Linked DNA regions of Homo sapiens: region 2 is linked to region 1. Evidence: chromatin contacts called from ENCODE Hi-C or POLR2A ChIA-PET data. All regions are on one chromosome and are shown on one strand. Each heading gives the region's core, a stretch centred on a gene start or an enhancer-like site at or near the end of the contact. The rest is flanking DNA. Distances are from core to core; before and after follow the strand shown.

What was found. A loop is a pair of places that touch in the nucleus more often than their neighbours do. ChIA-PET counts read pairs that join two places held with the same protein, here RNA polymerase II (POLR2A). Pooled maps may share reads with other maps.
Region 2: a loop to region 1 is called in a map of natural killer cell, with 10 times the contacts of the local background. The contact joins two enhancer-like sites. A Hi-C loop is called at or near these places in 1 of 168 maps with a recorded cell type or tissue (natural killer cell) and 2 of 50 pooled maps. POLR2A ChIA-PET finds 5 or more read pairs at or near these places in 3 of 52 experiments (HEK293, activated CD4-positive, alpha-beta T cell and naive thymus-derived CD4-positive, alpha-beta T cell).

The regions. Positions count from the first base shown.
Region 1 is chr10:6,957,616-6,960,315 of GRCh38, reverse strand. The region is part of intron 2 of LOC105376387 (a long non-coding RNA gene); the gene reads left to right. Among named protein-coding and RNA genes, the nearest start is that of LINC02665, 140 kb to the left of the region's middle. Within about 2 kb of position 1,420, at least 2 of the 41 ENCODE cell types and tissues checked have a DNase peak (open chromatin) inside an H3K27ac peak, as active enhancers do; they include natural killer cell, where a contact is called at or near this core.
Region 2 is chr10:7,242,648-7,245,491 of GRCh38, reverse strand. SFMBT2 (Scm like with four mbt domains 2) reads left to right here. Exons shown (of 21, transcript NM_001387889.1): 9 at 1,787-1,934. Among named protein-coding and RNA genes, the nearest start is that of SNORD129, 57 kb to the right of the region's middle. Within about 2 kb of position 1,476, at least 3 of the 41 ENCODE cell types and tissues checked have a DNase peak (open chromatin) inside an H3K27ac peak, as active enhancers do; they include natural killer cell, where a contact is called at or near this core.

The sequences.
Region 1 (2,700 bases), core at 171-2,670:
AAATCATGCTGAATTTGGGAGATGCTGGCCCACAGAACCTAAATATAGCTTCTTGACATGCTGAAATTGATCTGCGATGGTAACTTGCTGTGATAAATAATTGAAAACAATGTACCTCTACCTGCTTTGATGGAAGTCATCATCTTAGGGAAGCCTGAATATTTGTACAACTGTTAATATTCATTTTTTCTTGGATTGGGGAAATTTTATTTGTATATTATGTTTATCTTAGTGCAGTAAACATGAGTTGATAAATTATTGTTTTCAGATGTGCTGCTTTTTCTATAAAATAATAGTGATAGTAAACATAATTAACATTTATAGAGGACTTTCTTCAGACTCTGTGCTGAGTGCTGCATGAATTATCTCTTTAACCCTCACAATTACTCAATGAGGTAAAAAGTACTCTTTTTTTCCTCATGTTTCAGTGGGGAAACTGAGACCAAGAAAGAGAAAGTAACTTACTCAGCTTGTTTCGAAGCTTGTTAATAGCATGGGAGGTTTCAGTCCTAGAAAATCAGATTCTGACTCCTGAATGCTTAATCCCTGGGCTCCCTGGGCTCCACTTCCCTGTAAACCTGAACTTTTCAAACTTAATTGAAGGGAGGAGTGCTACGTATGCTTATTTCAATCCCAATTCAAGGTGACTCTGACTTTTTATCTGGATTTCTGGATTTTTTTCCATGAAATACAAACTGCTTTGAAATGTGCTAATTATATACAAAAGGCCCTTATTGACTCATAACTCAGCTGATTTGTGGCTTTTCTCTTGGTCTAACTCATGCGTTGTTTTATTAATAATTATTATAAAAGTAATGGGAATCTTGATAAAAATGTCTAACAGATATAAAAGTGAAATATTACCTTCACTCTCATCCCTGTTTCCTAGAGGTAATCACCTCTAGGAAATTTAGCAATTTCTTACATGACCTTCCAGAAATACATGATTTCTTTATACACTTATACATTAACGAACATATAAACACCCATTGAAAATACAATACAGACTTCTATGACAGATCGTATTCTACAACTTGCCTTTCTCACTAAAAACATACACATAACCTTTGACTCATCAATTAAACATATGCAGATATATATGCAAAAAATCAATTGTTCAATTCATTGACCCAAAGAGCAAAAGACTTGAAACCACCCAAATGTTCAACTGCAGATCAGTCTAATTAATTATGATATACATAAAATGGGTTATCAAGCAGCAAAGTGTATGTACTAAAATGGAAAGATCGCTTTTGTTGTTTCTTATCCTTTATTTAAATTTTCTAAGTCAGGTAATGGAAAATATACATGTCTCCTACTATTATCTCTTGCCAAAAAAGACTTGCCTAACACCTATAGCTTTGAGGGTTACTGCTAGAAATTTTGTCTCTCAAGCAACAACTCAGAACATTTCCTTTGCAAACCACAAAGCAAAAGCCTCTCCAGGTGTCCATAATGTGCAAAGCACTTATTTTTCTATGCTTTTCTATGGAGAGGAAAGAAAGGAGGCAACCATAGAAAGGTATTTTCTTGTTCTGTCTCTAGTTCCTTTTCCAGGGCCTTTCCTGCTATCCCAGAACATAAATTAAAAATACAATAAAACAGAATACAACAATAAAGACGCCCAAACAAAATCAGCTCTAAAAAGCTTCCTAAATTATTCAGCAAGTGAGTATCTACTCAAAGTTTTGAAGGGGCTGTCTGATTTCATTTCTATAAACTTGGTATTTTAGGGAGATTTTAAGAGTGTGATACTATTCTTGCAGTCTCCTTAGCAGAACAGGCTAGCTCTTAGCCTTGATGGTCCCTTTAGCACTTCCCCATCCCAGGACTGTGGCTGCTTCCTCTGCCTGTTCTCTGATGTAGTATCTTATGCCTTTGTCCTGAAGTGCCACCTCTGGCCACAGCTCGGCAACTGTTGATTCAGATATTACAGATGAAAGGGAGAAGCATTTGGTAACACTTGTGGTTTATTATTTAAATTGATCTCCCTTAAAGTGTTATTCTTGTTCATGTATTAATAACACTGGAGTCAGGATTATATTTAAAATACTTCAAAGCTGTTTCAAGGCAGGGCACCAGGCATTGGCCAATCAGCAGGGTCCTGGAAGCTCCCAGCTGCAGTGGGTGTTAACCCTTTAGTTGCTGGATGGTGGAAAGTTCTAGAAGGTCCAGAGGATGATAGGTGGAATCATCCTATCAGGTGACCAGGATATCTGGGAGAGGGACCATGGGGTTGGGAAGTGTTTTAATATTGTAACTGCCATCACAGCTGTACTGATAGGTAGTCTTGATGATGCAATGGGTAAAAAGAACATGTCCAGAAACGAACAATGCCAATAATTGGAGAATTCAAAATATTAAATTCAGTAAACCTTTGTTGCATGGCAGACCCTGTGCCGAACCTAGGATTATCGCAATGACTAAGACCCACACCATCCCAACCGTCTTGAAACTTGTGAGCTAGATAGGAAGACAATGCTATCTTGAAAAGGATTTTATTTCACTAGGACTACTTAACCTGAAAACATGAAAGTTCAAAGAAGAGTTTTTATTTATTATTTAGAGATGGGGTCTGGGCTCAAGTGATCCCCTCCAGCCTCCTGAGTTGCTGGGACTAGAGGTGCACTGCTACACCTTGATAAGTTTTAAAACAATTTTTTTTTTTTGTTGAGATGGGGTCTCACTGTATGACCCAGG
Region 2 (2,844 bases), core at 227-2,726, 290 kb before region 1:
GATGAAACTTACTAAGCTTTTCCTTTGGAGTGTTCCCACGTGAACATGCATTTTAACGGTTGTGGAAATTCCTTCTTTACAGGGTACCGCAGCTCCACCAAAATCACATGCTCTTTATATACGTATGTGTGTGTATGTGTATATATGCAAGATAGACTAAATAACAGTAATTTAACAGATATTTATTGAGCATTCATAGGCTCAATTCTGGACAATGTTCCCATTGTGGAGCTTTTATTTTAATGGAGGGAGACAGACTATAAACAGAATCAATAAGTAAATAAATCTAGTATGTTACATATTAAATGCTAAGGAGAAAAATACACCAAGGCAGGGATGTTGGGGTCCTGGGACTGTGCCCCCCGGTAGCAGTGAGGACCCCAGGAGGCCTTGGTGTTAGTTTCCCTGTTGGTAGGCACTTGGCTTTGCACCCTGAGCCAGATCGCCGTGCATCAGTTTTCAGGACTGTCCAGTGGAGTCCAGGTGCCCAGCAGAGTGAAAATGATAGAAGTCAAAGGATTTTCATAATCCTTTCAGGTGGTGGGAGGATGAGATTCTCAACAGGGCTCTCGGACATGACCTCACTGGGAAGGCCCCATCTGATCCTTTGTTGCTTGAAGTTGACTTTCACAGGCAAACCTTCAGTAAACTATTTACCAAAATTAGCACAGGCAAGAACAGAAGTGAATTTCCTTTCCTGCTTCACTTTGAACTAAATTGCTTCCAGAAAAAAAATGAAGGGGCCAGGAATCATAGCTTTGTAAAACTCTCAAGGTTTCCTAAGAAAGACTGGGTTATGTCTGTTGAATTGGGAAAGGGATCTTTTTTTCTGGCCTGTTTTAGATACTAAGTTACTTAAATCCATCTTGCTTTTCAGTGATGGTCCATCTGATTTTTACCCTCTGCTTTGTTTATCGGCATGTCTTGTTCTTATTTCTTCATTGATGTTTCTTCTTATATTCAGTGGACATTTATCCCGTTCCTATGTACAAAGCACTTTCTATGCATTTGGAAATACTTGTGTTAACAAAAAGACATCACTCTCCTCTAATAACTTATGCTCTATGGCATTGGAAGACTGATGTGTAATCGGTCTAGGAAGGAATGAGAGTTTTCAATACAGAAGTTGAAGTCTGAAATTTTAGGAGCGCAGAGTGAGGGCGGTTTATTCCAGCCAGATCAGAAGCATTGAAATATGAGATGTACCTTGAAAACGCACTGTGTTTTGATAGCTTAAACATGGCATTGGGGGTTGTTGTAGTCCATGAGGCTTAGTGTGAACGATTTCCTCTCGGGCTGGAGGGTGGGGTGTTCTGAGGGAAAAGGTGCAGGAGGAGGCTAGAAAGCTCCAAGCCAGATCTTGGAGATTCTTGAGTGATCTGGTGTAAAGAGTTTGGTGCTGGCTGTGGACACTGAGAAACGGTTTCACTTTTCAGTTCCTGTCTTGGCTGTCATCTAAGCTGGGGTTTGTCTGTCTGACTTCCTCCATTCATTTTTCTTCAAGCTATAGCCATTGGTTGACTTCTCTAAGTCTTTGATTTTGTTCATTCTCACTCTTCCAGATAACCTAGTTATTTATCTTTTCATTAATAGGACCACAGCAGTCAATTCTAACTTTTTATCAGCTGAATTAATTTAGTAATGGACATTGAAAATGCCAGTTTGTATTCAAATCATTTTGATGAACTATATTAATTGCCTTTGGAAGCTCTGCCACTATTTTATACTAGCATTATATGTAACTCTAAAGAATTAACCTTTGGCTCCCCCATTTTTTTTCTTTTAGGTTTTTAACAATCACTTTTTTCAAGTGACTATTGATGACCTAAGACCTGAACCAAGTAAACTGTCAATGCTGTGCCATGCAGATTCTTTGGGGATTTTGCCAGTACAGTGGTGCCTTAAAAATGGAGTCAGCCTCACTCCTCCCAAAGGTTTGTATTCTGTGAAGGTATGCAGGGTCTGGAGATTCAGGAGGGTGTCTTACTGTCATTGAAGTAACACCTGCATTAATCTGGGGAGGCTGGTTGTGTAAAGGGTTTAGATGTAGTAGAAATAGGGCGTTCTTCATCAGCTTGACATAGGTGTCAGTTACAGCTCCATCCCCTGGCGAGGCGAGTGGCCTTGGGCTTCTCACTTCTGTCCACAGGAGTTTCCCCATCCGTTACCGCATTATTGGCAGATGTGCTGCTATTGTGTAGACTTAGAGGGTGCAGCATTGCTAAGTGATTGAGCTCAAAGACTTGAAAGTGTCTGAGAAGTGGCTTTACAAATGTAACACAATGTTGGTGAAGCATTTCTTTAGAGTGTTTATTTCCAGCGAGCTAAGCTTTCTCCAGAGTCAATTTGCTTTCAGATATCCGACAATTAGATGCTATAATACTTTAAAATAATTACACTGGGAGCCAGGATGCATTAAAATAATTTTAAATTGGGATTCAAGAACCACATTGTTAGTGAATGCCAGTCTTAGAGTTTACCAGTGTGGTTTGTTGTCCTCTATAGGTCAGGTTTATTCAGGAAGAAAGCAGTAAGATGAGAGGTGAGACTAAGAGAAGAATAATAAAGGTATAGTAAGAAGAAGAAAATTGGAAAAAGATGAGAAAAGTAAACTTATTGGGGAGGATTTTAACAGACAAACTTAAATAATAAGGGGTTTTGTACTAACCTTTCCAGATCTCTAGGGATTGGATTGCTTGGGACATTAACCCTATTGGGAGAATCATGCAGTTCCCACAGGTTGAGTCCCATCTTGCCTGGTGGCCTCGCCAGTCTGTTTACATCATTTAATGGTGCCTGCCTGCTTACCTTTACTATGACTGTACTCTGCTGGGCTTTTATCTT